Regions from separate parts of the Homo sapiens genome. Here regions 2 and 3 are each linked to region 1. Evidence: read pairs that join two places in POLR2A ChIA-PET (ENCODE). Cell type or tissue: Caco-2. All regions are shown on one strand. Each heading gives the region's core, and the rest is flanking DNA. Links, peaks and the distances in the headings are about the cores only.

What was found. Peaks named below come from ENCODE experiments on the same cell type or tissue, not always from the same donor. Only the 100,000 strongest peaks of a DNase experiment are listed, where the experiment ranks them.
Region 2: POLR2A ChIA-PET joins it to region 1 with 14 read pairs; 8 of 35 experiments call an interaction of 5 or more read pairs at or near these places.
Region 3: POLR2A ChIA-PET joins it to region 1 with 16 read pairs; 5 of 35 experiments call an interaction of 5 or more read pairs at or near these places.

What each region holds. Positions count from the first base shown.
Region 1 is chr16:30,027,900-30,037,616 of GRCh38, reverse strand. It overlaps TLCD3B (TLC domain containing 3B), which reads left to right and starts at 6,346. Exons shown (of 5, transcript NM_031478.6): 1 at 6,346-7,214; 2 at 8,102-8,185. The coding sequence starts at 7,090. RefSeq lists a silencer at 2,377-2,466 and an enhancer at 8,293-9,137. In Caco-2, for the core only: a CTCF peak has its summit at 5,206 (motif pointing right); DNase peaks (open chromatin) are centred at 938 and 5,196; H3K4me3 peaks cover 181 bases.
Region 2 is chr16:30,099,827-30,109,543 of GRCh38, reverse strand. It overlaps GDPD3 (glycerophosphodiester phosphodiesterase domain containing 3), which reads left to right. Exons shown (of 10, transcript NM_024307.3): 8 at 1,112-1,171; 9 at 1,280-1,331; 10 at 4,535-4,734. The coding sequence ends at 4,672. YPEL3-DT (YPEL3 divergent transcript) reads right to left here. Exons shown (of 2, transcript NR_135192.1): 2 at 4,088-6,087. Among named protein-coding and RNA genes, the nearest start is that of YPEL3-DT, 8.3 kb to the right of the region's middle. In Caco-2, for the core only: no CTCF peak of the experiment used is centred there; DNase peaks (open chromatin) are centred at 4,843 and 5,221.
Region 3 is chr16:29,939,378-29,949,094 of GRCh38, reverse strand. No RefSeq gene overlaps it. Among named protein-coding and RNA genes, the nearest start is that of TMEM219, 18 kb to the left of the region's middle. In Caco-2, for the core only: no CTCF peak of the experiment used is centred there; DNase peaks (open chromatin) are centred at 4,944, 5,474 and 6,007.

The sequences.
Region 1 (9,717 bases), core at 585-8,584:
ACCTGGGACCACAGGTATATGTCATTGCACTGGACTATTTTATTCTTCTTCTTCTTCTTTTTTTTTTTTTTTTTGAAACACAGTCTCGCTCTGTCGCCCAGGCTGGAGTGCAGTGGTGCCATCTCGGCTCACTGCAAGCTCCGCCTCCCAGGTTCACGCCATTCTCCTGCCTCAGCCTCCGGAGTAGCTGGGACTACAGGCGCCCGCCAACGCGCCTGGCTAAATTTTTTGTATTTTTAATAGAGACAGGGTTTCACCGTGTTAGCCAGGATGGTCTCGATCTCCTGACCCCGTGATCTGCCCGCCTCGGCCTCCCAAAGTGCTGGGATTACAGGCGGGAGCCACCGTGCCCGGCCTATTATTCTAATTTTTTGTAGAGACAGGGGTTCCACTATGTTGCCCAAACTGGTCTTGAACTCCTGGCCTCAAGTGATCCTCCCACCTCGGTCTCTGAGGTGCGGGGATTCCAGCCTGAACCACTGCACTTGCTGTTTTTTTTTTATTTTATTATTTATTTATTTATTTATTTATTTTTTGAGACAGAGTCTCTGTCGCCCAGGCTGGAGTGCAGTGGCGAGATCTCGGCTCATTGCAACCTCTGCCTCCCGGGTTCAAGCGATTCTCCTGCCTCAGCCTCCTGAATAGCTGGGATTACAGGTTCCCACCATCACGCCTGGCTAATTTTTGTATTTTTAGTAGAGACAGGGTTTCCCCATGTTAGCCAGTATGGTCTCGAACTCCTGACCGCAGGTGACCCACTCGCCTCAGCCTCCCAAAGTGCTGGGATTACAGGCGTGAGTCACCACGCCCGGCCCTGCACCTGCTCTTATTTCCCCTCTCCTTTTCTTTCTTTGAGCCCTGTCCCTGAAACATAGCTGTCCATCAAGTCACCAATGGATTCTAATTGGCCAATTCTAGGCAAGGCTTGCTGGAACCGCCCCCCAGCCCCCACAGGAAGCAAATGATAGGGCACATGTATCAACTGGCGGGCCATTAGGAGGATGGCACCTTCTAGCCACTCCACCAATGGAAGAGCATACTCCTGCCCTCCCCAACTGCCTCTACAGAGCAGCCTCGTGCCTTTGCAGTTTGACACCTTCCTTTTATCCCGAGAAGGTCCCTTGGAAGACACTTCAGGAAGGCAGGATGGCAGGACCTGGTTCCCTTCATCCTGCCTGTGCCTGCTCCACACCTCTGCTCCCCAGAGTAGATGGGAGGGGAGGTCTTTCTAAACAAAAATGATATCTATGTAAATATATGTAGTTTCAGGCTTGCACCTGTTATTTCTTTTGTTTTCTTTTTTAATGGAACAACAATCGCTTTGGCTTTATTTTGTTTTTTCAACAAATGTCATTTTAAAGTTCCAAATATCTTGACAACCCCCTCCCTTCCTTTTTCCAAGTTCTGGGTGCTGAGGAGAAACATCAACCTCCCTTTCTGTCTTCCAACCTGTCCCTCTGAGGTGAGGACTGGGGAGAAGGTAGAGGTGACTTAGGGTGGGCGGCGGGCGGGGCATGCAGAAGATGGAAAATGGTGGAGTTTAAGAGTAGGAGGAGCTGGGTGCAGTGGCTCATGCCTGTAATCCCAGCACTTTGGGAGGCCGAAGCGGGCAGATCACTTGAGGTCAGGAATTCGAGACCATCCTGGCCAACACAGTAAAGTCCTGTCTCTACTGAAAATACAAATATTAGCTGGGCATGGTGGCGGGCGCCTGTAATCCCAGCTACTCAGGAGGCTGAAGCAGGAGAATTGCTTGAACCCGGGAGGTGGAGGTTGCAGTGAGCCAAGATCACGCCACCACACTCCAGCCTGGGCAACAAGAGTAAGACTGCATCTCAAAAAAAAAAAAAGAAAAAAGAAAAGAAAAGAAAAGAAAAGAAATTGTCTAAATTGAGTGTTTAAAACAAAAAATTGGGATAATTAGGATGTCGAATTGCCCCGGATGAGGAATATTAAAAGAGTAATAAGGATGCTAGGAGCTTAGAGAAGAGGTTTGCCTGGTGGCTTTCAATGGCCACAGATGGATGGGTCTCTTGGGGCTTGCCTCATTGGGGGTGAAGAAGGCTGCTGGGGGGTCTGAGGGTGTTGTGTTGAGGTGTTCTCATGGCCGTCTTTTTCTGCCTTCTTGGCTGCAGGCAGGCATGACCCTGCTGTTCGCAGTGGGTTGCGTCTTCTTCCCGTTGTGCTTCACTGCCCTGCGCTGGGGCTTGCAGAACCACACCAACCTGCAGATGGAGAGACAAGAGGCTGTCCTGGTAGCATCCAAGTAAGAGGACCAGGGTGAGGGTGTCCTTCCTGGGGCCATGGCTGGTGGAACTGATCTTTTACTTTCAGAATGAGTTTGTGGTGAAAGCAGAAGCAGAGTGTGGAGTGGAGCTGGAATGTGGAGTCAAAAGACACCAGCAGGCTGGGCGTGGTGGCTCACGCCTATAATTCCAGCACTTTGGGAAGCTGAGGCAGGTGGATCACCTGAGGTCAGTAGTTCAAGACCAGCCTGGCCAACATGGTGAAACCCTGTCTGAACTAAAAATACAAAAATTAGCCAGGTATGGTGGCAGGTGCCTGTAATCCCAGCTACTCTGGAGGCTGAGACAGGGGAATCACATGAACTCGGGAGGTGGAGGTTGTGGTGAGCTGAGATGGCGCCACTGCACTCCAGCCTAGGTGACAGAGTGAGACTCTGTCTCAAAAAAAAAAAAAAGAAAAAGAAAAAAAGACACCAACAGTGGGGTCTTTTGTGAGTCATTTAACTTCTCTGAACTTCAGATCCCTCACTGGTAAATGGGCTTAATAATAACACCCCACTTTCCTTTCTTCGTGGAGATGTTGTGTGAGGATCATATGAATCAGCGTCTGTAGAGCAGGGGTTGAAAACTGCTGCAGATAATATGAGGGCTGTGGGCTCTGCAGGGATGATATAGGCTGGAGGACTCACCTTCTCTGCTGAGGGCCAGTGCTGCTCAGCTCCAGCCACTGATAATGTTATATGGTTAGAACGTGGGCCAATATTTTCGGAGTTATGATTCTTTGTCGTTGTTGAGACAGGTTGAGACAGGGTCTTGCTCTGTTGCCTAGGCTGGAGTGCAGTGGCACGATCATGGCTCACTGCAGCCTTGAACTCCTGGGCTCAAGCAATCCTCCTGCCATAGCTGGGACTACAGGCAATGCACCACCAAGCCTGGCTAATTTTTTTTTTTTTTTTTTTTGGTAGAGACAGGGTCTCACTATGTTGCCCAAGCTAGTCTTGAACTCCTGGGCTCACAGGATTGTTCCTTCTCAGCCTCCGAAGTGCTGGGATTACAGGCATGAGCCACTGTACCCGGCCTCTTCTTTTTTTTTGAGACAGAGTCTCACTGTGTCACCCAGGCTGAAGTGCAGTGACACCACCATGATTCACTGCAGCCTTGACCTCCCTGACAAGTGATTCTCCCTGAGAATCGGGCTGACTCCTGAGTTTCTTGGACTACAGGTGTGCACCACCATGCCTGGCTAATTTTTGTACTTTCAGTAGAGGCGGGGTTTCTCCATGTTGCCCAGGCTGGTCTTGAACTCCTGGGCTCAAGTGATCCTCCTGCCTTGGCTTCCTGAGTAGCTGAGACTACAGGTGCATGTCATTGTGGTGGGCTGTCTCCCAATTCTTTTTATTTTTTTGAGATAGAATCTCACTCTGTTGCCCAGGCTGGAGTTCAGTGGCTCAATCTTGGCTCACTGCAACCTTCACCTCCCAAGTTCAAGCAACATTTCTGCCTCAACCTCCCGAGTAGCTGGTATTACAGGTGTGCACCACCACGTCCGGCTAATTTTTGTATTTTTAGTAGAGACGGGGACGGGGTTTCACCATGTTGGCCAGGCTGGTCTCAAACTCCTGATCTCAGGTGATCTGCCCACTTTGGCCTCCTAAAGTGCTAGGATTACAGGCATGAGCCACCACGCCCAACCTCTTCCAATTCTTGAATACTGATAAGTAACTAAGAATTTATTTAAGAACTACTATACTGACAACTGCATACTGGCCAAACAAAACATGTCTGTGGGCCGGATTGGGCCCTTGGGCTGCAGATCTATGACCTGTGTGACAAAGCTTACCATAAAAGTGCAGTATCAGCAAACCACAGGAGGCGTAGGAGGTACACGGAACACAGATTTTACTAGGGTGTCTACGTGGATTCCCTGGCAGACAAAAAAAGCCTGTCTCTACTCATCCAAAGTGAAACCACAGTTCCATGACCAGCCTTGTAGTCCTCAATCGAGTAGTTACGGTGGCCGCCCATCACCCAGCCTCCCCAGCCTCTGTCCTTTTTGCAGTTTTGCTCATGAGTGGCTTTGGGGTTATGCAACTATGGTTTTTTGGTTTTTCTGTTTTCTTTTAAGATGGAGTCTCGCTCTGTCGCCCAGGCTGGAGTGCGATGGCACGATCTCGGCTCACTGCAACCTCCGCCTCCCAGGTTCAAGCAATTCTCCTGCCTCAGCCTCTCAAGTAGCTGGGACTACAGGCGCATGCCACCATGCCCGGCTAATTTTTTGTATTTTTAGAAGAGACGGGGTTTCGCTGTGTTAGCCAGGATGGTCTCGATCTCATGATTCGCCAGCCTTGGCCTCCCAAAGCGCTGGGATTACAGGTGTGAGACACCTTGCCCGGCTGCAACCATGGGTTTGAAACCCAGCTTTCATCCGGGCGTGGTGGCTCCCACCTGTAATATCAGCATGTTGGGAGGCAGAGGTGGGTGGATCGCTTGAGCCCAGGAGTTTGAGACCAGCCTGGCTAACGTGGTGAAACTTCATCTCTACAAAAAATACAAAAATTAGCTGAGCATGGTGGTGTGCGCCTGTAGTCCCAGCTACTGGGGATACTGAGGTATAAGGATCATTTCAGCCCGGGGAGGTTGAGGTTGCAGTGAGCCATGATCGCGCCACTGTACTCCAGCCTGGGGGACAGAATGAGACCCTATCTCAAAAAAAAAAAAAAAAAAAAAACCCCACAAAATTTCTAAACCTGTTTCTTCTGTAAAACAGGGATACCAAGTAAGAACCAGTAGAAATCACCTGGTACTGTGCCCAGCATGTAGTAAAAACTCAGGGAGCTGGATCCCCTTTCCCCCTCCCGTGAAGGGCTGAGGACAGGAGCTAGGTCCGCTATTGTCTCTACAACCGTCTCTAAATCAGCGTGAGACTTCTTGGGTGCTTTCCTACAGATTGCCGCTAGAGGGCAGCACAAAACAGCAAATCCCAGTCCCTGGCCTTTCTTTGGGGGAGGCGAGGAGTGGGCTCTGGCAGAGAAAGGCAAACCATAGGGTTGACTATTGAACTTGGAGACCAAAGGAGTTTGCATAACAGGCCCTTGTCATGCTGAAGTCCACAGGACAGTTGGGAGCAGGATGGGAGGCCAGAAGTCAAAGGGGGCAGTGTCTCTGGCTCAGGTCCCACAGCTCCACCCGGGCCCAGTCCCCAGGCCTCACTTTCCTTATGGGCCAGTGAGGAGCTTGCACCAGCCCACCCCGCAGTCCTTTCCCACTCTGAAACTAGGCTGTATGTGGAAGTTGCAGAGAAAGGGGAGCTAGTAGCATTAAGGAAACTGAGGAAAAAGTGAGGGGTGGGAATTTAGAGAAGGCCAGGAGGGGCTGGCAGTCTGAAGAACAGGGCCTGGGCATCCTAGGGCTCCCTGGGACTTCCTGAGAGGCAGCTGCCCCGCGCTCTCGCCACCGTTTCCCCTTCTTCCACTCCTTGCCCCTCCAACGCCTGCAATGAGAGGGCTGTGCCACTTCTGAACTGGGTGACCTCAGGGAGCCTCAGGATCGTTGATGGCCCTGTGGGAAGGACAGACGCAGTGACCTCGGAGCTCCTGCAGCAGACAGGACATGGGCAGCCCTGCAGCACAGTCAGGTGCCCCCTCTGGCCAATGTCAGCTTCCTTCCCCGCCATCGGGTGAGGGGGCCTCTGGCTCTGAGGATGCTGTGTTGAGATGTTTTTGCTCCTATCCCCTCCTTCAGCTCTTCCTTCTGAGAAAGCACCACTTACTCCCTCTCCCAGGGAACGCTCTCTTCCGCTGGAATGGCCACCCAAAGCTCGGACCCGGGGCAGGCCACAGAGGGATGGCTTGGTGAGGGAGGAGATGCCAGGCATTTGCAAAGTGCTGATGGGAAGCAGGGTCAGGCCCCTGTGGGGGCTCAGGGCCCCCTCCCAGCTGGCCAAGGAGCCCTGGGCCCCCTTCCTCCCCAAGAGAAGAGCTGGCCCCTGTCCCCTGTCCCCAGCAGCCCCCTGTGCCACCGCAGCTGCTGTTCCTTTAAGGGCCTCCCCCTCCCTCTTTCTCTGCTCCCCCCATCTCTGTCGCAGCCGCGGCTGTGGCTCAGAGCTGCATGGGGAGACGCCGCTGCAGGTCCGGTTTCTCGGTGTCTGGTCGGTGCCATCATTTTCCTGCCCCTCCCCCGTCCTCCCCAAGCTGGCCACTTCCCCTCCCCCTCCCCCTCCCCACCGAGGGGGCAGGGGGCTGGGCACGGAGTCTCTATGATGATGCCATGTGCGGTGTCTGTGCCGGGCGGCAGGGACTGGGGCGGCAGCGAGAGGAGGCAGTGGAGCCAGGAGAGCGGTGGTGACCGCTGACCGCTTGCCCGGCTGCTCCTCCGCTCCCTCCCGCCCACCTCCTTCCTTTGGGGCTGGTACTCAGACCCACCCCCACCCCCTCCCCGCCTCCTCGGGCCCTCCCAGCCTCTCACGTAAGCCTCCCCTCCCCACCTGCCTGGTGGCTCCCTCCCCTCCCCCATCCGCATCCTCCTCCTCCTGTCCCCTCTTCCTCTCTGTCCCTCACCAAGCCATCCCCTCTTTGCCTCTCCCCATCCCTCGCTGGCCTGCTCCTGCTCCCCTTCTCCCATCCTCCCCTCCCCCGTCTCTGCCCAGCCAGCCCCCTCCCGACTCCCCAGTTTCATCGGACTCCCTGGCCCCATCCCGTCCCCGCCCTGGCCCCTTTGTGCCCCTTCTCATCGTTTTCTCCCTCCTTCCCGGGCTTGGCGTCCCTTCTCCACCCCTAACTCCTTCCACTCGGCCTCCCTGCCCCTTCACGGCCCGCCTGCCTCCCTGCCCAAGTCCTGAGCCACCATGCTGACCCCGATGGTGGCCGGGGGGGTGGTGTTCCCCGGACTCTTCCTCCTCTCCAAGAACACGCTCCAGCGGCTGCCCCAGCTACGCTGGGAGGAGGCCGACGCAGTCATTGTCTCAGCCAGGTAAACCACTTTCTTTCCCCTCAGCCCCTGTCTGCTTCTTGGGCTTCTCAGGGAATGGAAGGGACCTGGCACTTCTCTGGACCCTCAGCGGTGGGGGACTGGGAGCTCCTGTGGGGGTCCGGGGCTTTACCCCCAGGCTTCCTCTCTCCTCACTGCCTGCCTTGCTCACTGTTCTGGGAGACCTCATCCAGCCCGGCCATCTGGTCTACTAGTGTTCAGCCCGCCTCTCTCTTCTTCCCCGTACACCCTCCCACCCTCCAAAACAGGGCCAGCATGCGGCGAAGACATTCCTATAAGACATTAGGGACTGAGGCCAGGGCCAGACAGCTAGGTGTCATTCAGGGTGAGTGTTTGGGGGCCAGGGATGGAGGAGTGGATGGTACAACTCTACACCCCTAGAACAGGGCCAGAGTGCAGAGTGGAGGCTGGTGGCAGTCAGGAGACAGTGGGAAAGTGACTGGGGAACTCGGGGTCACAAAGGGTCCAGAGTGAGGCCTGCGTCATGACTGGACAGCTAAGCGGGGCAAGAACCGGCCCAGGCTCCCCTCGTGGGGAGAGGTCCAGGCCAGCAGTTCACTCTCAGTCTCACCTCAGGACAGACACCCTGCGGGCTTGAGAAGAGGGAGACTCAGTTTCCACAAATGGGGAAGGAAGAAGGTGGCAAGGAGTGGGGTGGACTGAGGAACAGCAGCCGAGCGGGCCGGAGAGCCGTGAGGTACCTGTGGTGGGGCACACCTCAGGCAGCCCAGCCTTGGGCGAAGGCAGGCAAGGACTGGCCCGAGAAGTGGCTGAACGCAAAGCGCAGTCGTTAGACTAGCAACGAGGAGAAATCAAGGCACACGCCTCTTCCCTTCTGCCTTTCTAGCACGCCTCCCTCTCTCCCCCAGGCTGGTGTCCTCTGTCCAGGCCATCATGGCCTCCACTGCCGGCTACATCGTCTCCACCTCCTGCAAGCACATCATTGATGACCAGTAAGTGCTGCGAGACACCCCCCTGCCCAGGTGCCAGTGGTTGGCGTGTACGGGTAATCCCGGAAGACCCCACATCTTGGAGGGAACTCTGTCTGTGGTCCCCAAGCCCTTAACTTGGGCCTGAGCAAGTTAACTGCAATAACCGCAACTCAACACCCAGGGATAAATTTATCCTGTCCTGTCCTTAAAGGTCAGAACCAGGGGGAGAAGGAGCGGGGATCAGAGAGGATCCTCAAAGCGCTTTCTAGTCGGCTTCCAGGTCTCCCGTGTTGTCGTGGTTCCCCACCTCCTCCCTGCCTTCCACCCCAGGAGGCAGACCCCATTTCCAGCCAGCACCCAGATGGGGTGCCCCCTCCTCATGCCAGGCTCACCCCTCAGCCCTTCCCATAATCCAGGCATCCGGCATCCACTCCATGCCTGAGGGAGAGGACAAGGGAGAGATGACACGCACAAGGCCACACACGGCCAGGCAGTGCGGGAGGGGATGAGGGTGAAGAGGCCAAAATGTGGCCAGGCAGCTGCTGCAGTGTCTGGTGGTTGCCAAAAAGGCCCAGAGGTGTGCAGGCAGGAGGCGGGGGGACGGGGAGGAGAGGGGCCCTGTCCGTGGTGCTGACGGCCGCCCTAGGTGACCCACGGGTGGCCCGTTGCAAGTTGCCTTAGAGGTGCCCACAACGCCCCCTTTGTAGCTTTCAGCACCGCTTCCCTTCTGTGGCAGCCACTGAGTCCCAGGGAACATTTGGACGCCCCTGATGGGGGGTGCCCTGTTTCTGTTTGCCTCCTCTTTTCCCGAAGATGAGTTGCCTCTTCTGTGGTGAGGCAGCGGCCCTTCCTGGAAGGGCTTCAGCGAGAGGAATTGAGTTAAGTGGCAGCTGCAGAGGACAGTTCTTGGCTTAACTCTTTCTTCAGACCCCGCCCAGGGACTTGGCTGCTTCTTGGCCTCTGCCCACCCCTTCCCTCCCCTGCTCCAAGCTGAGCCTGGGATCCAGCACTTCCTCCCCAGCCTTCACATGCAGAGGTCACCGTTTAGCTTCTGTACCCCCTGCTCCCCAGGCCCCCCTGTGTCTGTTCCTGTCCGTCTTCCCTGCTTTAATCCTCAGGTAGGTGGGGAGGATCCGGGTTAATCCAGGGCAGCAGCTGTTCCTACTTCTGAGCACCTAATTGCCAAGAGGGTGGGGATGGGATCTAACACCTCACATGACAGCCCAGGGCCTGGTGGCCCCTCCTGGTCTCCTGCACCAGCCCAGCTGTCCCATCTCCCATCACCTCTGCTGGGCCTGCATTCTGGGCAGCTTCCTGCCCTGACTCCTCCAGGCCACTTGGGACCTCTCTCCCTGTGTTCCCGCTTCGCGTTCTCTACAGCTGCCCCTCCCCTCTCATCTTTCCCTGCCTCTGGGCCGCAGCTCCACACCACTGCACCAGTCTCAGGTTCCCTTTTCCCTGGTACCGTCCCTGCTGGAGAATGGGTTGGCTCCACTCACAGGCCGCCTGCCTCAGGCTCCCCATCCTCAGAGGCCTCAGCCCCAACTTCTCCA
Region 2 (9,717 bases), core at 1,074-9,073, 71 kb before region 1:
TGAACCACCGCGCCCGGCCATTGTTTTTTGTTTTTGAGAAGGAGTCTCACTCTGTGGCCCAGGCTGGAGTGCAGTAGTGCGATCTTGGCTCACTGAAACCTCCGCCTCCTGGGTTCAAGCAATTCTCCTGCCTCAGCCTCCCAAGTGGCTGGGACTACAGGGTCTGCCACCACGCCCGGCTAATTTTTGTATTTTTAGTAGAGACGGCGTTTCGCCATGTTGGCCACGCTGGTCTCCTCCCACCTCAGACTTTCAAAGTGCTGCGATTACAGGTGTGAGCCACCACACTTGGCTGGCTCGTGCTTATTATCCTGGCACTTTTGGGAGGCTGAAGCGGGAGGATTGCTTGAGTCCAGGAGTTCAAGACCAGCCTGGGCAACATAGTGAGACATGTCTCTACAAAAATTTTTTAATGGCCGGGCACGGTGGCTCACGCCTGTAATCCCAGCACTTTGGGAGGCCAAGGCGGGCGGATCACAAAGTCAGGAGATCGAGACCATCCTGGCTAACAGGGTGAAACCCTGTCTCTACTAAAAATACAAAAAATTAGCAGGCGTGGTGGCGGGCACCTGTAGTCCCAGCTACTCAAGAGGCTGAGGCAGGAGAATGGTGTGAACCCAGGAGGCGGAGCTTGCAGTGAGCTGTGATCGCACCACGGCACTCCAGCCTGGGCGACAGAGCAAGACTCTGTCTCAAAAAAAAAAAAATTAATTTAAATTAATAATAAGATAAATAGATAAATAAGAAGCTGGCCAGGCCCAACCAGGAGGGCCTGCAGCCTGGATGTCCAGCTTTGGAACCAAGCGAGGCCCTGGCCCAGCCCCACCACCACTCTGCTTTGGGTCTGGCAAGTCCCTTTCGTTCTCTAAGGCCCAGATTCCTTATCTGGTGAATGGTGACTGGAGGGCCACACCCTTGAAGCGTGGTGGTCAGAGTAGGCTCTCTGAACAATGGGTGAATTGTTCACTGGGGCAACTACAAAGGTTATTCTGGGGGATTCTGGGGGGTGGGAGGGCAGCGCTACCCTAGTTGGCGGGGGCACTACCAGCCCACCCCACCTCTGGGACAGGGGAGACCCTAGGAGCTAACCCCCACTTCCTTCTCTCTGCAGGACCTATTTCCCATTTTCCTGCTCTTGCCTGAACCAGTTATTGGCTGTGGTTTCGAAATGGTGAGGTGGGCAAGATGGCTGGGTGGCGTGTCCCCATAGAGACCTACTGCTGCCCTTCTCCCAGGTCCCCTCTCATCATCACCTCCCACGTCCCCACCCCACCCCCAGGCTGATCATGAGGAAGAGTCTGATCCGACACTTGGAGGAGCGAGGGGTGCAGGTGAGGCCGTGACCACCACTTCCACCGCACACAGACCTGGCAGCAGGGTTCCGGTCCCACTCTGCTGCCAACTAGCTGCATCACTCGGGCAGGTGACCTCACCTCAGTTTCTTCGTCCCTAAAATGGGAAAATGGTATATTTAACTCTCTGGATACACACACACACACACACGAACACACACAATTTTCTTCTTCTGTGTGTGTGTGTGTGTGTGTGTGTGTGTGTCAAGAGTCTCACTCTGTCACCCAGGCTGGAGTGCAGTGGTGCAATCTCGGCTCACTGCAACCTCCACCTCCCGGGTTCAAGCGATTCTCCTGCTTCAGCCTCCCCAGTAGCTGGGACTACAGGTGCCTGCCACCATGCTTGGCTAATTTTTGTGTTTTTAGTAGAGACGGGGTTGCACCATGTTGGCCAGGCTGGTCTCGAACTCCTGGCCTCAAGTGATCCACCTGCCTCAGCCTCCCAAAGTGCTGGGATTACAGGTGTGAGCCACCACGCCTGGCCACGCACATATTTTCTTAACCTGACATTGCCAACATATGGATATGTAACTAGTACTTATTAAGGGCTTGATAAATGTTAGCCATTATGATGACAACAATGATGTATCATGATCCCTGATGAGAGGGGGCTGGGGAAAGATGAGAGATGGGAGAAACCAGGCCCAGCCCACCCCCCTCTCCCCTGAGCATTGGCTTCCACCAGATCATTTAATTAGTAAACGATCCTTGAGAATGTTCCAGGCACTATGGTACTAGGGGTGGGAGCTTCCCATCAAGGGTACAGGGAAGAAATGCCATAGGCAGAGGCTGGGCACGGCTCCCACCTGTAATCCCAGCCCTTTGAGAGGCCAAGGTGGGAGGATCACTTGAGCCCAGGAGTTTAAGACCAGCCTGGGCAACATACTGAGACCCTCGTCTCTACAAAAAATTTAAAAATTAGCCAAGCGCAGTGGTTTACACCTGTAGTCCCAGCCACTCAGGAGGCTGAGATGGGAGGATCACCTGAGCACGGGGTTTCGAGGGTGCAGTGAGCTATAATCAGAATCACGCCACTGCACTCCACACTCCAGCCTGGGAGAGATAGCCAGACTGTCTCAAAAGAGAGAGAGGAAAGAGCGTGAGAGCCAGAGACAGGGAGAGGGAGGAGAGGGAGGGAAACAGGAAAAAGGAAAGGAAAAGGGAAAGAAAAGAAAAATGCAGAGGCAGGGTGCAGTGGCTCATGCCTGCAATCCCAGCACTTTGGGAGGCCAAGGCCAGCGGATCAACTAAGGTCAGGAGTTCGAGACCAGCCTGGCCAACATTGTGAAACCCCATCTCTACTAAAAATGTAAACATTATCCGGGTATGGTGGCGCATGCCTGTAATCCCAGCTCTACTTGGGAGGCTCAAGCACGAGAATCACTTGAACCCAGGAGCTGGAGGCTATAGTGAGCCGAGATCACGCCACTGCACTCCAGCCTGGGCGACAGAGCAAGACTGTCTCAAAAATAAATAAATAAATAAATAAAATATTAACTGGGCATGGTAGTGCATGCCTGTAGTCCCAGCTAGTTAGGAGGCTGAGGTGGGAGGATCACTTGAGCCCAGGAGGTCAAGGCTACAGTGGGCTGTGATTACACCACTGCACTCCAGTGTTGGCAATACAGAGAGACCTCGTCTCATCTGTATTTTTAAATAAAAAATTCCCATCTCCGCCTACCTCAGTGCCCACTCAACGGGCAGGGAAGGGGCAGAGCTGCAGGAGCTGGGGCAGGTGGCAGTGGAATGGGGGTTTGGGGGAGGGTGGTGCTGTTAAGTGGTCAACAACTAGCTCTCAGAGAGGAACAAATGAAAGCCCTGATTTGAGGATTAATTTTCCTGGTTTAAATACTCCCATCTTGGCCAGTTTCAGGCTGCCGACATGAAGCCACTAAATGCAGAATGGGAAGAGATGCATGGTGGCACCCCATCATGTAGTATTTCCATCTTGCAGCCTCAACAGACTTAATCACTTCAAGAACACAGTAATAGGAAACTGATTAGCAAGAGATATGCTTTGAATATTTATTACTGGATTTTTGTTTGTTTTGGGTTTTGTTTTTTGTTTTGTTTTGTTTTTTGAGACAGAGTCTTGCTCTGTTGCCCAGGCTAGAGTGCAATGGCGTGATCTCAGCTCACTGCAACCTCCACCTCCTGGGTTCAAGCGATTCTCCTGCCTCAGCCTTCTGAGTAGCTGGGATTACAGTCGCCCGCCACCACGCCCAGCTAATTTTTCTGTTTTTAGTAGAGATGGGATTTCACCATGTTGGCCAGGCTGGTCTCGAACTCCTGACCTTAGTTGATCTGCCTGCCTCGGCCTCCCAAAGTGCTGGGATTACAGGCGTGAGCCACTACGCCTGGCCACTTGTTGTTTTAATAATTTATTTAGGGCCGGGCGCGGTGGCTCACACCTGTAATCCCAGCACTTTGGGAGGCCGAGGCGGGTGGATCACGAGGTTAGGAGATCGAGACCATCCTGGCTAACATGGTGAAACCCCATCTCTACTAAAAACAGAAAAATTAGCTGGGCGTGGTGGCGGACATCTGTAGTCCCAGCTACTCAGGAGGCTGAGACAGGAGAATGGTGTGAACCCGGGAGGCAGAGCTTGCAGTGAGCCGAGTTCATGCCACTGTACTCCAGCCCGGGTGACAAACCAAGACTCCATCTCAAAAAATAAATAAATAAATAAATAAATAATTTAATTGTCAGTATATATAATTTTTTTTTTTTTTTTGAGACGAGGTCTTGTTGTATCGCCCAGGCTGGAGTACAGTGGTGCAACCATAGCTCACTGCAGCCTTAGAGTCCTGGGCTCAAGCAATTCTTTCACCTCAGTCTTCCAAGTAGCTGGGAGCACAGGCGCATACCACCACACCGGGCTAATTAATTTTTACAAAGTTTTTTGTAGAGATGAGGTCTCACTCGATCTTAAACACCTGGCCTCAACTCCTGCCTCGGCGTCCCAAAGTGTTGATATTACAGGCGTGAGCCACTGCACCCAGGCTATGATTTAATTTTTAATAATGGCTGGGTTTAATAACCACTTTGCAAAATTCCTGAGAATTTAACAATCAGCTCCAGCCTACTGCTGCTGGGGAGTCTCCATAGAGGAGGAGGTGGGTCCCCACTCTCCAGATGTAAAATTGTTCAGAATCTACAGGCCCCCTCCCTCCCTGCTCAGGTGGTCTTTTGGTGCCTTAATGAAGAGTCGGATTTTGAAGCAGCCTTCAGCGTGGGAGCCACTGGCGTCATAACGGATTATCCCACAGCCCTGCGGCACTACCTGGACAACCATGGACCAGCTGCCCGGACCTCCTAAGTCCAGAAGCCTCGAGGTCTCCTGTTTCTCTTCCTGAAAAATAAATATTTGCCTTTCGATCACATCGTTGTGCTGAGGGTGAGGAGTAGAGGGGTGGGTCCTGAAGATATGAAGATGGCAGCTTAGGAGGGAACAGGCCAGCCCTGAGGCTGGAGCCTGGGGCCCTCAGGAGCCTGACCCACTGGTTCCACTGCATTCCTGTCCTCCTGCCACACCCCACCCCAGCCTGGCCTCCACTCTCCTCAGCAATGTCCTCTCACGGCCAACCCAGGCATCCTGGCCCCCAGCCACTTGACAGCAACAGGTAATGGTTCCATTTTCCTGAGGCCATCAACAGCCCAGGCACCGGGCAGGGAACTTGATCTCTTCCATGTCTTGCCCTGTGAGCTTCCTTCTCGGGCTGCAGAGGATGGGCCTGGGTGGGACAGCTGAGTTCACCCAGCCCCTCTGCTGCCCCCGCCATTCCAACCTTCTCCTCCCAGGTCTCCTTCTCCAGAAGCTCCCAGAATGCTTCTGCCATCTTCAGCCCCAGGGCCATATTCACTGAAGGAACTACACATTCACATTTCACAGATACTTCCTGAGCGCCTCCTCTAGACCAGGCTGGGCCCACTGCAGTGAGCAACACAAGCCAAAGAACTGCAGACACGTGTTGAAACAGACATTCCCTGAGATCAGACCTAACCCAGCCTGGAGCACAGGGGTGTTGGAAACAAGTGCTCAGTGTAGTCAAGAAAAACCAGCACTGAGACAGATTTCCCAGCAAGGCATCTTTACTTCAGAACGGTGCTACTTGCGCAGCTTGTAATCGCAAGAGCACCCCAAACAAAGGAGAGAAGGGCTTTTTAACCCTAACGCAGTTCCTGTTTCTGTGTCCTTTCCCCATTGACTGGGGATGGACTGCACAATCTGAGCTGATCCCGACTGGCTAAGGTTTAAACTTTCCCAAACAGGGTAGACTGGCGAAAAAGAAGAAAAACGGGGAGAAGTTTATGACCAGGAAGTTGAGTCTTTGAAGAGCTTAGCTGTCCCAACAATTTCCTCTCTTCTATTTGATACTTCTTCCTCTGCAAAAAATTTTAACAGGATTTGGCTTCGTTGTTCTTCTTGATTATCCAGGAGCAAGAGCTTGTCCAAGTATGGAGGGAGAGAAGAGAGGAAGGCTTTAGTGAGGGCTGTTTCTATGAGCCTTTGAGTTAACCCACGAATACAAGGTATGATGCGGCAGCCCACAAGGATAAGTACACTTGTTACAATTGCAAGAGAGGTAAAGATTGAAGCCAGGAGTCCTTTCCATTTTCCAAACCACTTTTCCATGAGACCCATAAAAGGGTTATCTAGTCCAGAATTTTCGGCTAATTCATTTGCCAGGGTGGTAAGGCCTTGTAAAGCTTTTGTGATGGTCCCGTCGGCGGCTGTATTATTAGGGATAAAAGTACAACATTGGACTCAGATCATGACACAGACTCTGCCTTTTCCTGCCAATATCATGTCAAGGGCTAGTCTATTTTCCCAGGTCATCTGGCTGGTGGGGCCTAATTGTTCAGCTATTCCTTTGATGGCATCCCTGGTATAACTGACGAATCGCTGCTCGCTGTAGTATATATAATTTATCCAGTCTACATTTTTATTTATAGCAGACCACCAGAACAAAACAGACTTAAACCCAGCGGCTATTTGATTCCAAGCTTTAAATTCACTTGGTAGCTCCCGTGGGACCCTGCTACTGTCTATGTAAACATGGGGGTCAAAGGCCCACGAGGGGCTTCTCTTTTTCTTTGGGTTACTTGCTTCCTGTCTGGTTGATGAAATGCCAAGGTGAAAGGGATGGCCAACTGGATTAGAGCAAAAGTGCTGCTCCAATTGCTTGGCAGCGTACCCAGTAACAGTCCACAATACCACCATACATCTGCTCGGGGATAGACAAGGGCTGACTGATTGGTTAGCTCTTGAAAAGGTTTAGACTCCCATTAGATTTCCAAGGAACGTCAATTTGTCCTGTTGTGGGAGACACAAGGTGTAACTGGCATTGAGAGGTGGAAGTCAAATGGTCCTTGGGAGCTGACCCGTAGGGCTCCTGATCTTTGGGAAACGTAGTGAAAGAGTGGCGCACGTCTTGTTTCCCCAGGCTGTGGTGTGCTGGAAGAGAGCTACCATACAGTCCATGCCTGGTTGGTTGGCCCATCTGAGTGGAAAGGGGACAATCTGGGTTTCCGGCCTGCCCGCTGCACAAGAGTAACAATCGCTTTTATTCAGGGTGCGAAAAGAATATTTAATCCATTCCAGCCAGGCATTTGCATCTTGATACCCGGTCTCAATGGCTAGGGTTTGCTTTAAGTCCTTGACTTCTACTATAGCTACTTTGGTTTTGTCATTGGGTAAGAGGTGAGGAATGGTTTGATTTGGTGGGCTTGGGGAGGGGGAGACGGTAGGAGGTGGAGAAGGGTGAACAAAACATATTTCAAAGAAGCCTATAGGGTCCCTTCCAGTAACATCGGCTCCTAAGCCATAGAAGCAACCTAGAGTGGAGTTAGGGTCGGTGGAGGTAGGGGTAGTAATAGAGGTAAGTACTGGGTTGCACTGGTTGGATTGGCAATTATAGGGGTGGTTCCCTTGATAAAGTAAAGGCTGCTTCCTTCGGGTTTTATTAGTTTTTTTGCACACTAGGCAACTATCCGCCACCTGACTAGCGAGGGTAGAGATTCCTATATACCCATAGGCTTTGAGGACTGTGTCACACATAGCTTGGGGACCCCAGTGAGTTTCTTGATAAAGCTGTGATAATATTTCCCTCATAAGAGGTTTAGACAGCATTTCCCTCCCGTCTGGTAATACCCACCTTCCCTCTGAGCTTTCCTTAGCTCCTATTCTTTTTAACTTTTCTTGGTCCGCGTCGGAGAAGATGGGGATTGCGACTGGAGGGGAAGGCAAGGGGTCAGATGGAAAATGGGTGCCTCTCAGGAAGAGGCAACTTGCTTGGCTACTTGATCTGTGAGGTTATTTCCCCGGTTTTCAAAAGATGGGTTTTTCTGGTGTCCTGGGACGTGGACCACCACTATTTCTTCTGGCAGTTGAAGATTTTCTAGTACTTGCATAATCAATTCTTTATAGACAAGGTCCTGGCCCTTACTATTAATGAGGCCTCGTTCAGTCCAGATCTTTCCAAAGGTATGGACTACTCCAAAATACTTGGAGTCAGTGTAAATAGTTCCTTCCTGATTTTGCAGAGATTTTAAGGCCTGATTTAATGCAAAGAGTTCACATGTTTGAGTGAACCAGTTATTGGGCCGTCTCCCTGACTCTACCTCCATGAGGGTTTCCCTGTCAACTACAGAGCACCCGTTATGCCTCCTTCCTTCAATTACCCGAGAGGAGCCGTCTATAAAGAGGTAATGCCCAGTTTGGAACAGGGTCTTGCTTAGATGCAGTCTGACTCTAGTCTGATAACTGATCAGATCTAAACATTTATGCTCAGGTTCCTCCCGGTTCGGATTTCCTGTTAGGAAAACATCGGAGTTGAGCGAACTACCAGTGGTCAATGTTAAATCATCCCTCTCTAATAAGATAGCCTCAATTTTTTTGGGGGGTGGGTGGAGGATGGAGTCTCGTTCTGTTGCCCAGGCTGAAGTGCAGTGGCTGATCTCGGCTCAGTGCAACCTCCGCCTCCGGGGTTCAAGCAATTCTCCTGCGTCAGCCTCCCAAGTAGCTGGGATTACAGGCGTGCGCCACCATGCCTGGCTAATTTTTTGTATTTTTAGTAGAGAGGGGGTTTCACCATGCTGGGCACTCTGGTCTCAAACTCCTGACCTTGTGATCTGCCCACCTCAGCCTCCCAAAGTGCTGGAATTACAGGCGTGAGCCACCACACCCACCCGATAGCCTCACATTTTAAAATCCTTGAGTCAGTGAGCTATCTTCCTGCCTTCTGATTAAGAATGGTTCTAACGTGATGAAGGGTACATACAATGAGGCTTCCCCCAAAGGTTATTTTCCTGCTTCGTTCCATTAGCAAAGCAGTTGCTGCTACAGACTGGGCACATTCGGGCCATCGGTGGGTTACTGGGTCAAGAACTTTTGACAGGAAGGCTATGGGCTGCCAGTGGCCTCTGTGTCTTTGGGTGAGTACCCCTAAAGCCAACCCCTTGTTTACACTGATGAAAAGGTGGAATGGCTAAGGAGGGCAAAGCTATAACGGGGGCAGTTACAAGTAGGTGTTTTAACTCTTCTACTTGTTGGACTTCTGATAGGGTCCAAAGAAGGGGGTCTGGTCCTTCTTGGGTGAGTTTTTTATGTAGAGATTTTGTTTTTCAGGCATAAGAGTCAATCCATAGACGACAGTATCCAACTAATCCCAAGAATTTTCTAAGTTCCTGCTTTGTTTCAGGCAAAGGTAGAGATGTGACACCTTCAATTCGTTCAGGTACTATTTTCCGTTTGCCTTTACTGATTAGGTGTCCTAGATATTTTACCTCAGGTTCTACAAACTGAATTTTACTCCTTGAGACCCGTAACCCTTGTTCCCTTAGGAAATTCAGGAAGTTAATTGAAACTGTGGTTATGTGGTCCTTGCTATTTCCTGAAATGAACAGGTCATCTGCCTATTCGAGTAGGCATATGGATGAAGGAAGGGAAAAGTTTTCTAGGACTTGTTCTAAAATTTGACCGAATAGATTTGGGGAGTCTGTAAACCCCTGGGGTAGGACTGTCCACTGGTACTGCTGTTTTCGACCTAAGTGAGGGTCCTCCCACTCAAAAGCAAACATGTCCCGGCTGTCTTCCGCTAAAGGGCAAGCCCAAAAGCCATCTTTCTTTTTTTATTTTTTATTTTATTTATTTTTTGAGACAGAGCCTGGCTCTGTTGCCAGGCTGGAGTGCAGTGGCACGATCTCGGCTAACTGCAACCTCAGCCTCCTGGGTTCAAGCAACTCTCCTGCCTCAGCCTCCTGAGTAGCTGGGATTATAGGCACATGCTGCCATGCCTGGCGTGTGTGTGTGTGTGTGTGTGTGTGTGTGTGTGTGTGTGTGTATTTTAGTAGAGACGGGGT
Region 3 (9,717 bases), core at 1,075-9,074, 89 kb after region 1:
AGCCTAACCAATATGGTGAAACTCCGTCTCTACTAAAAATACAAAAATTAGCCAGGTGTGGTGGTGTGCACCTGTAGTCCCAGCTACTCAGGAGGCTGAGACAGGAGAATCGCTTGAACCATGGAAGGCAGAGGTTGCAGTGAGCTGAGATAGCGCCACTGCACTCCATCCTGGGCGACAGAGTGAGACTCCATCTCAAAAAAAAAAAAAAAAAAAGCAGGGGGGGAGGAAGTTAAAGTGTAGAGTTTTTATTATTTTTTTTTTCATTTTGCTTGTTTGTTTGTTTATGCAACCAGTGTTAAGTTGTCATCAGTTTGCCGGGCGTGGTGGCTCACGCCTGTAATCCCAGCACTTTGGGAGGCCGAGGCGGGTGGATCACGAGGTCAGGAGATCGAGATCATCCTGGCTAACACAGTGAAACCCCGTCACTACTAAAAATACAAAAAATTAGTTGGGCACGGTGGCGGGTGCCTGTAGTCCCAGCTACTTGGGAGGCTGAGGCAGGAGAATGGCACGAACCCGGGAGGCGGAGCTTGCAGTGAGCCAAGATCGTGCCACTGCACTCCAGCCTGGGCGACAGAGCGAGACTCTGTCTCAAAAAAAAAAAAAAGTTGTCATCAGTTATCAGTTTAAAATAATGGGTAATAAGATAGTATTTGGCTGGGCATGGTAGCTCATGCCTATAATCCCAATACTTTGATAGGCTAAGGCAGGAAGATCACTTTAACCCAGGAGGTCACAATGTTACTCATTTTGCCTGGGTAAATGGCAAAATGTTGACTCTACAATAAAAAAAATTAGCTGGGTGTGGTGGCATGTACCTGTAGTCCCAGCTCCTGGGGAGGCTGAGGCAGGAGAATCACTTGAACTCAGGAGGCAGGGGCTGCAGTGAGCTGAGATTGTGCCATTGCCCTCTAGCCTAGGTGACAGAGCAAGACTCCACCTCAGAAAAAAAAAAAGATCATCATGACGAAGTGGAATTTCTCCCAGGGATGCAAGGATGGTTCAACATACACAAATCAATTAATGTGGTACATCATATCAACAAAACGAAAGACAAAAACCATATGATCATTTCAATTGATGCTGAAAAAGCATTTGATAAAATTCAACACTACTTCATAATAAAAACCCTCAAAAAACTGGGTGTAGAAGAAACATACCTCAACATTATAAAAACCATATATGACAGACCCACAGCTAGTATCATACTGAATGAGGAAAACCCGAAAGACTTTCCTCTAAGATCTGGAACATGACAAGGATGCCCACTTTCACCACTGTTATTCAGCATAGTACTGGAAGACCTAGCTAGAACAATTAGACAAGAGAAAGAAACAAAGGGCGTCCAAATTGGAAAGGAAGAAGTAAAAATTATTCTTGTTTGCAGATGATAAGATCTTATATTTAGAAAAAACATAGACTCCACTAAAAAACTATTAGAACTAATAAACAGGGGGCAGTCATGCCAAGCACCTTAATTCATTTTAATGGTGGAAATAATGGACACATATGCTTAGGGAGTTCAAGTCATCTCACTTATGACATATAGACAGAATGAAAAACTATTTTTTTTAGCAATATGATTCTTCTTTTTTTTTTTTTTTTTGAGACAGAGTCTTGCTCTGTTGCCCAGGCTGGAGTACAGTGGTGCCATCTTGGCTCACTGCAACCTCTGCTTCCCAGGTTCAAGCGATTCTCCTGCCTCAGCTTCCTGAGTAGCTGGGACTACAGGCATGTACCACCATGCCTGGCTAATTTTTGTATTTTTAGTAGAGACGGGTTTCCCTATGTTGGTCAGGCTGGTCTCGAACTCCTGATCTCATGATCTGCCCCCCGCCTCGGCCTCCCAAAGTGCTGGGATTACAGGCATGAGCCACAGCGCCAGGCCATTCTTTTTTTTTTTTTGAGACGGAGTCTAGCTCTGTCAACCAGGGTGGAGTGCAGTGGCATGATCTTGGCTTGCTGCAACCTCCGCCTCCCAGGTTCAAGCAATTCCCCTGCCTCAGCCTCTCAAGTAGCTGGGACTATGGGCGTGCACCCCTAGGCCTGGCTAACTTTTTTTTTTTTTTTGAGATGGAGTCTCGCTCTGTCACCCAGGCTAGAGTGCAGTGGCACGATCTCAGCTCACTGCAAGCTCTGCCTCCTGGGTTCACGCCATTCTCCTGTCTCAGCCTCCTGAGTAGTGGGGACTACAGGCGCCTGAGGCCTGGCTAACTTTTTTTGTCTTTTTAGTACAGATGGAGTTTCACCATGTTGGTCAGGCTGGTCTTGAACTCCTGGCCTCAAATGATCCGCCCATCTCGGCCTCCAAAAGTGCTGGGATTACAGCACGAGCCACTGCGCCAGGCCAGTCAATAATAATTTAATTGTATATTTTAAAATAACTGAAAGAATTTAACTGGGTTATTTGTAACACAAAGGATAAATGCTTGAGGGGATAGATACCCCATTTATCATGATGTGATTATTATGCGTTGCATGCCTCTATCAAAGTATCTCCTGTACCCTATAAATATATATGCCTACTACGTACCCACAAAAATTAAAAACAAGAAATTTAAAAAGTTAAAACAAACAAAAGAAAAAACCCAGTGTGATACTGACCTAAGGGTAGATAGAGAAACAAATGGAGTAGAATAGAGAACCCAGAAATAAATCCTCACATATATGGTTAATTGATTTTCAACAATTGATTTTCAACTATTTTCCCTTGTTGAAAATAGTTGTTTAGACTATTCAATGGGGGAAAGGATTCGTATTTTTGACAAATGTTGGTGGGCAGGGGGTGGGGGAAACATGCAAAATAATGAGGTTAGCCCTTTTCTGTACCCCACATAGAAAGCTTAGCTCACATACAAAAAATTAACTCAAAATGGATCAAAGATCTAAACTTAAGTGCAAAAACCATAAAAATCCTAGAATAAAACATAGGGGAAAATCTTCATCATATTGTATTTGGCAATGATTTCTTAGATATGATACCAAAAGCACAGGTAACAAAAGTAAAAATAGATAAAGGGGACTTCATCAAAATAAAAAGTTTTGTGTTTCAAAGAATACCACCCACAAGGCCGGGCGCGGTGGCTCACGCCTGTAATCCCAGCACTTTGGGAGGCCAAGGCGGGTGGATCACGAGGTCAGGAGATAGAGAGCATCCTGGCTAACACCGTGAAACCCCATCTGTACTAAAAAAAAATACAAAAAATTAGCCGGGCATGGTGGCGGGCGCCTGTAGTCCCAGCTACTCAGGAGGCTGAGGCAGGAGAATGGCGTGAACCCGGGAGGTGGAGCTCGCAGTGAGCCGAGATCCTGCCACTGTACTCCAGCCTGGGCAACAGAGCAAGACTCTGTCTCAAAAAAAAAAAAAAAAAAAAGAATACCAGCCACAAGGTGAAAAGACAGCTCACCGAATGGGAAAAAGTATTTGCAAATCTTACATCTGATAAAGTACTTGTATTTAAAACATAGAAATAACTCTTACAATTCAATAAGAAAAAGAAAATTGACCAATTGAAAAATGGGTAAGGGGCCAGGCGCGGTGGATCACGCCTATAATCCCGGCACTTTGGGAGGCCAAGGCAGATAGATCACTTGAGGTCAGGAGTTCGAGACCAGCCTGACCAACATGGCGAAACCCTTTCTCTACTAAAAATACAAAAATTAGCTGGGTATGGTGGCGTTTGCCTATTATCCCAGCTACTCGGGAGGCAGGAGAATCACTTGAACCTGGGAGGCAGAGGTTGCAGTGAGCCAAGATTGCACCACTGCACTCCAGCCTGGGTGATAGAATGAGACTCTGAGTCTCCAAAAAAAATGGGGCTCTGAGTCTCCAAAAAAAAGAATTCTGATACATACTATAACATGGATGAACCTTGAAAACATTGTGCTGGCTGGGCACAGTGGCTCACGCCTGTAATCCCAGCACTTAGGGAGGCCGAGGCAGGCGGATCACGAGGTCAGGAGATTGAGACCATCCTGGCTAACACGGTGAAACCCCATCTCTACTAAAAATACAAAAAATTAGCCGGGCGTGGTGGCGGGCGCCTGTAGTCCCAGCTACTCTGCTGAGGCAGGAGAATAGCGTGAACCCCGAGAGGCGGAGCTTGCAGTGAGCCGAGATCGTGCCACTGCACTCCAGCCTGGGTGACAGAGCGAGACTCCGTCTCAAAAAAAAAAAAAAAAAAGAAAGAAAGAAAACATTGTGCTAAGTGAAAGTGGCCAGCCATAAACTATAGTCACATATCGTATGATTCCATGCATATGAAATGTCCAGAACAGGCAAATCTACAGGGAGATTAGGGACTGCCAGGGGCTGGGCACACAGGGGAATAGAGAATCACTGCCTAATGGATTTGGGGGTTTCCTTTGGGGTGATGAGAATGTTTTGGAGCTAGATCAAGGTGATGCTTTCAAACATTGTGAATTTACTTAATGCCACTGAATTGTACACTGTAAAATGGTTAAATGGTAAATTTTACATTGTATTCTACTACAATTTCTGTTTAAAAACTGAGCTTATTACTTTTTCTGTTTTTTCCTTTTGAGACAGTGTCTTGCTCTGTCGCCCAAGCTGGAGTGCAGTAGCACGATCATGACTCACTGCAGCCTCGACCTCCTGGGCCCAAGCGGTTCTCCCATCTCAGACTCCCAAGTAGCTGGGACTACAGGTCTGCACCACAACACCTAGCTAATTGTTTTGAATTTTAGTAGAGATGAGATTTCTCTATGTTGCTCAGGCTGATCTGGAACTCTGGGGCTAAGGTGATTCACACGCCTCAGCCTCCCAAAGTGCTGGGATTATGGGCGTGAGCCACTGCGCCTGGCCTACTTTTTCTTCATATAAACTCCTCTTACTGTATCTTCATCTCAGGTTACAGTGTAATCATCTACCCAGTCTCCCAGGCAATAAACCTCTGAGTCAGCCTGGACTCCACCCTCTGCCCTTATCCCACGCATTCCATGCATCACAGTCTTCCCAAAGCCTTCCCCTCCTCTCCATTCCCTTTGCTTCCTTCAGACATTCTTTGTCTCTCATCAGGGCTCAGCAGTGTCTCCTCACCCTTCTCGCTGCCTCCACCTCCTACTCCATTCAATGCATCTTCCACAGCGCCTCCTGAGTTTGTTTCCTAAAAGAGCAACCTCAAGACTCAGCTGCTCTGCCTGAAGAACTCTGCTGCCTCCAGCAGAAAGCTCCACCTTTGGAAACAGATATGATCCTCCAGCAATCCCAACACTCGGAGGCTGAGGCGAGAGGATCACTTGAGCTCAGGAGTTCAAGTCCAGCCTGGGCAACACAGCAAGACCTCCAGTGAAATTCAAAAAAATTAGCCAGGCGTGGTGGCTGTAAGAATTAAAGAAAGAGGAGAGAAACATGAAGGGTGGTTTGACAGTCATCAGGGACAGGTTTATTTTGAATAATAAACTTGGCAGCTGGCCAAGTTAGGTCAGAGCCACCCTTTCTTACAAAGAGTTTGTAAGGATTCAGGGTGGGAGAGTTTATCAGAGGCTTGGACTGCTTCTGTGTCTCTTTGTTGTGCTTATCTTGTGCTTATCTTTTTTCTGCAGCTATAGGCATATCCCCTGAGTCTGCTTTTAACTTCCCTATCTTAGTGCAACTGAAGGGAAAGAAATGTGCTTATTAAGGCCCATTATTTTTTTGTTTGTTTGTTTTGAGACAATCTCTCTCTGTTGTCCAGGCTGGAATGCAGTGGCGTGATCTAGGCTCACTGCAACCTCTGCCTCCCAGGTTCAAGGGATTATCCTGCCTCAGCCTCCTGAGTAGCTGGGATTACAGGCGCGCGCCACCATGCCCGGCTAATTTTTGTATTTTTAATAGAGATGGGGTTTCACCGTGTTGATCAGGCTGGTCTCGAACTCCTGACCTCGTGATCTGCCCACCTCAGCCTCCCAAAGTGCTGGGATTACAGACATGAGCCACCACGCCCGGCCTAAGGCCCACTGTTTTACTGGGGCCCGTTGTATGAGGGTGAAGTTTGGCAGTTACCCAAGAGACTTTGCCCCCACCTCCCTCTATGCCCAAACTGTCTTATCTGCGTTTTCCTGTCTGCTCTTTCTGTCTGCTTGTAGTTAGAAGAGAAGTGATTTCCTTGAAATGCATGAGGCTAGAAAGGGAGCTGTAACTTAAAGGGGCGGTGTTTGTCCCAGATGACAGTGCTCTTGCTCCGTCAGTGTCATATGGTTGTAGTCCCAGCACCTTGGGACGCTGAGGCAGGAGGATCGCTTAAGCCCAGGAGCTTGAGGCTGCAGTGAACTGTGATTATATCACTGCACTCCAGCCTGGGCGACAGAGCAAGATCTTATCTCAAAATTAATGTATTATTATCATTATTAATTTTTTGAGACAGAGTCTTGCTCTGTCACCCAGGCTGGAGTGCAGTGGCAGAATCTCTGCTCACTGCAACCTTCGCCTCCCGGGTTCAAGCAATTCTTCTGCCTCAGCCTCCCTAGTAGCTGGGACTACAGGTGCACACCACCACGCCCAGCTAATTTTTGTATTTTTAGTAGAGACAGGGTTTTGCCGTGTTGGCCAGGCTGGTCTTGAACTCCTGATCTTGAGTGATCTGCCCGCTTTGGCTTCCCAAAGCGCTGGGATTACAGGTGTGAACCACTGTGCCCAGCCTATTATTACTATTATTATTATTATTTTTGAGACGGAGTCTTGCTCTGTCGCCCAGGCTGGAGTGCAGTGGCACAATCTCGCCAGCCTATTATTTTTTTAAGAGATCCTTCAAAACCTGGCCTTAACTCTCCTTTCCAGCATCATCTCTCATTTTTCACTCCAGTCACATAAATGTCTCACAATTCTACCTACTCCATACCTCCATATTTTTGGCTGGTGCAGTTCTCTCTTCGGGTAACTTTCTCCCTTCTTTCTGCCTTGTACACATTTTCTCTTTCTTCAAGACCAGTCTCAAAGGTCACAGCCTCTGTAATGCCTTCCCCCACTCTCAGGATTGAGCTCCCATTCCCACTGAACCTCGGCAAGTCTCCACCTATAGTACCTAGCACCCTGCATGTAACTCTCTTGTAGAAAAAAATCCATCTCCTTTGTTTTTTATTTATTTGTTTATTTATGTACGGAATCTCCCTTTGTCTCCCAGGCTGGAGTGCAGTGGTGCAATCATAGCTCACTGCAGCCTCCACTTCCTGTGCTCAATCCATCCTCCTGCCTCAGCCTCCCAAGTAGCTGGGACTACAGGCATGTGCAATCACACTCGGCTAATTTTGAAATTTTTTGTAGAGGTGGGGTCTCACTATGTAGTTGCCCAGGTTGATCTCAAACTCCTGCCCTCAAGCAGTCCTCCCACCTTGGCCTCCCAAGATGCTGGGCCAGGTGCTGTGGTACCATGCTAGATGGTATGTCACAGGTAGTCAGCGGTTCCTGGTAGTGACTATATTCAGAATGGTAGTTAAAAGTAATCAGTTTATTCTGCAGCAAGCACAGGGACACAGGAAGACAGTCCTGACTCCAGGGGCTAGCACCTGTTGGGGATTCTGGGATGCCAGGGCTAGCTCCAGTCCTAGGGAAACTGTATTGTCAGACAGGGCAACTGAGGCAGAAACCTTGGCCAACAGCAGAGAAGAGGAAAGGCAGGGGTCTGGTGGGCATCAGGGTTTCCAGGGCTCATCTCAGTCAGTTAGAGGAAGGCAATGGCTTTTTGGAGAACAGAATGAAGGACATATTGTGTGGGAAATGTCAGGGATGCCGCAAGGGAGGTGAATTAGCGGGGTGTGAACTCCATTGCTTAGCCTAAAGCTTTTCCTGGTCTTTCCATCTTCACTGGCCAAAGCAGCTGTCATACAATTGGGTCCTTTGCTGCTATGATTCCAGGGCTGGAAGGGTCCTTAAAGATATTCCAGCCAACGCCCTGGGTGATGCTAGAATTCCTTCTAGACTTTAGGCTTGATCCACACACTCCCAGAACTAGTAAAGCTCTCAGAGACCTGGGGACCTGGTATGCAGGGCCCACTCCTGCCTTCTCTGGGGGAATTTTCCCCACCGCCTCCTTTCTTTGCCTGGTCCAAGTCCCAGCTTCCAGAAAGAGGTCCATACCTGAGATACCTCCACTTCCTCCTCCTCCAGAGCCAGCTTAAAGTCAGGAGGCGGCACAAGTCCGCGAAGCTCAGAAAGTCCCCCAGATTCCTCTGTGGTCAAGCCAGTTTCATTCAATTGAAGCTTGTTCCCTGAGGATTTGTTCATGGGGGAGTTATTGTGTACTTGATTATAGTTCCCATGGCTACTGGCTCACAGTGTGAAGGGAATGGGCATACATCCACGTCCTCCTGCAAAATTGGGATTTGACCTCATTTATAACCAAACATGCAGCAGGCAACCTTGCAAATTACACAGCATGAAGAGAGTCCAGAGAGTTCTGAATGACTTAGTAGAAAATAACATTAAATAAAATAGTACATGCGGAAGGATGTGTTCTCTCCCTGGTTCAACTTAGGTGCATAATAGCTGTTCATAGCAGTATTAACCTTGACATCCAGGAGGGAGACCATTCAACTGAAAGGTTGCAAACTGGCAACCCTCAGTGGGAATCTCACCCATAGACCTATATATCCAATTTCAGAGTACTATGGTTTGAATGAGTCCCTCAAATCTCAGGTGTTGGAAAGTTAATCCCTGATGTAATACTGTTGAGAGGTGAGATCCTTAAGAGGCAATTAGGTCAATGGATTAATGCCATTATTTCAGGAATGGGTTTGTTATAAAAGCAAATTCAGCCCCCTCTTTCTCTCTCTCATGCTCTCTTGCCACGTGATGATGTCTCACCAGAGGCAGCTCCTGTATCTTGGACTTCACAGCCTCTAGAACCATAAGCCAAATAAATGTCTATTGTTCCTAAACTACGCAGACTGTGATATTCTGTGATAGCAACATGAAGTGGACACAGAGTGTTTAAAACTTGCTTTGAGTCAACTTAAAAAAAATCAGTATCTTTCACTGAAAAAAAAAAATCCAGGCCGGGTGCAGTGACTCACACCTATAATCCCAGCACTATGGGAGGCCGAGGTGGGTGGATCACGTGAGGCCAGGAGTTCAAGACCAGCCTGGCCAATATGGTGAATCCCTGTCTCTACTAAAAATACAAAAATTAGCCAGGTGTGGTGGCAGGCACCTGTAATCCCAGCTACTTGGGAGGCTGAGGCACGAGATTCGCTTGAACCCAGGAGGCAGAGGTTGCAGTGAGCCGAGATTGTGCCACTGCACTCCAGCCTGGGTGACAGAGCAAGATCCTGTCTCCAAAACAAACAAACATCCAGATTCCAGTGTCAATGTCCTTCTGTTAAGGGCCACCAAGAACACACCTAAAAGAAAGTTTTAAAACAACGTTGGGGGACTGAGTGTGGTGGTTCATGCATGTAATCCCAGCTCTTTGGGAGGCTAAGGTGGGAGGATTGCTTGAACATAGGGGTTTGAGACTAGCCTGGGCAACATGATGAAACTCCATCTCTACAAAAAATACAAAAAATTAGTGGGGTGTGGTGGCATGTGCCTGTAGTCCTAGCTACTCAAGGGGGCTGAGGTGGGAGAATCACCTGAGCCTGGGAGGTTGAGGCTGCAGTAGGTCATGATTGCACTACTGTACTCCAGCCTGGGCAAGAGAATGAGACCATGTCTAAAAAAAAAAAAAAAAAAACAACCCAAAACAAAAAACAAAGTCAGTTTTACGGACTCATAGCAAT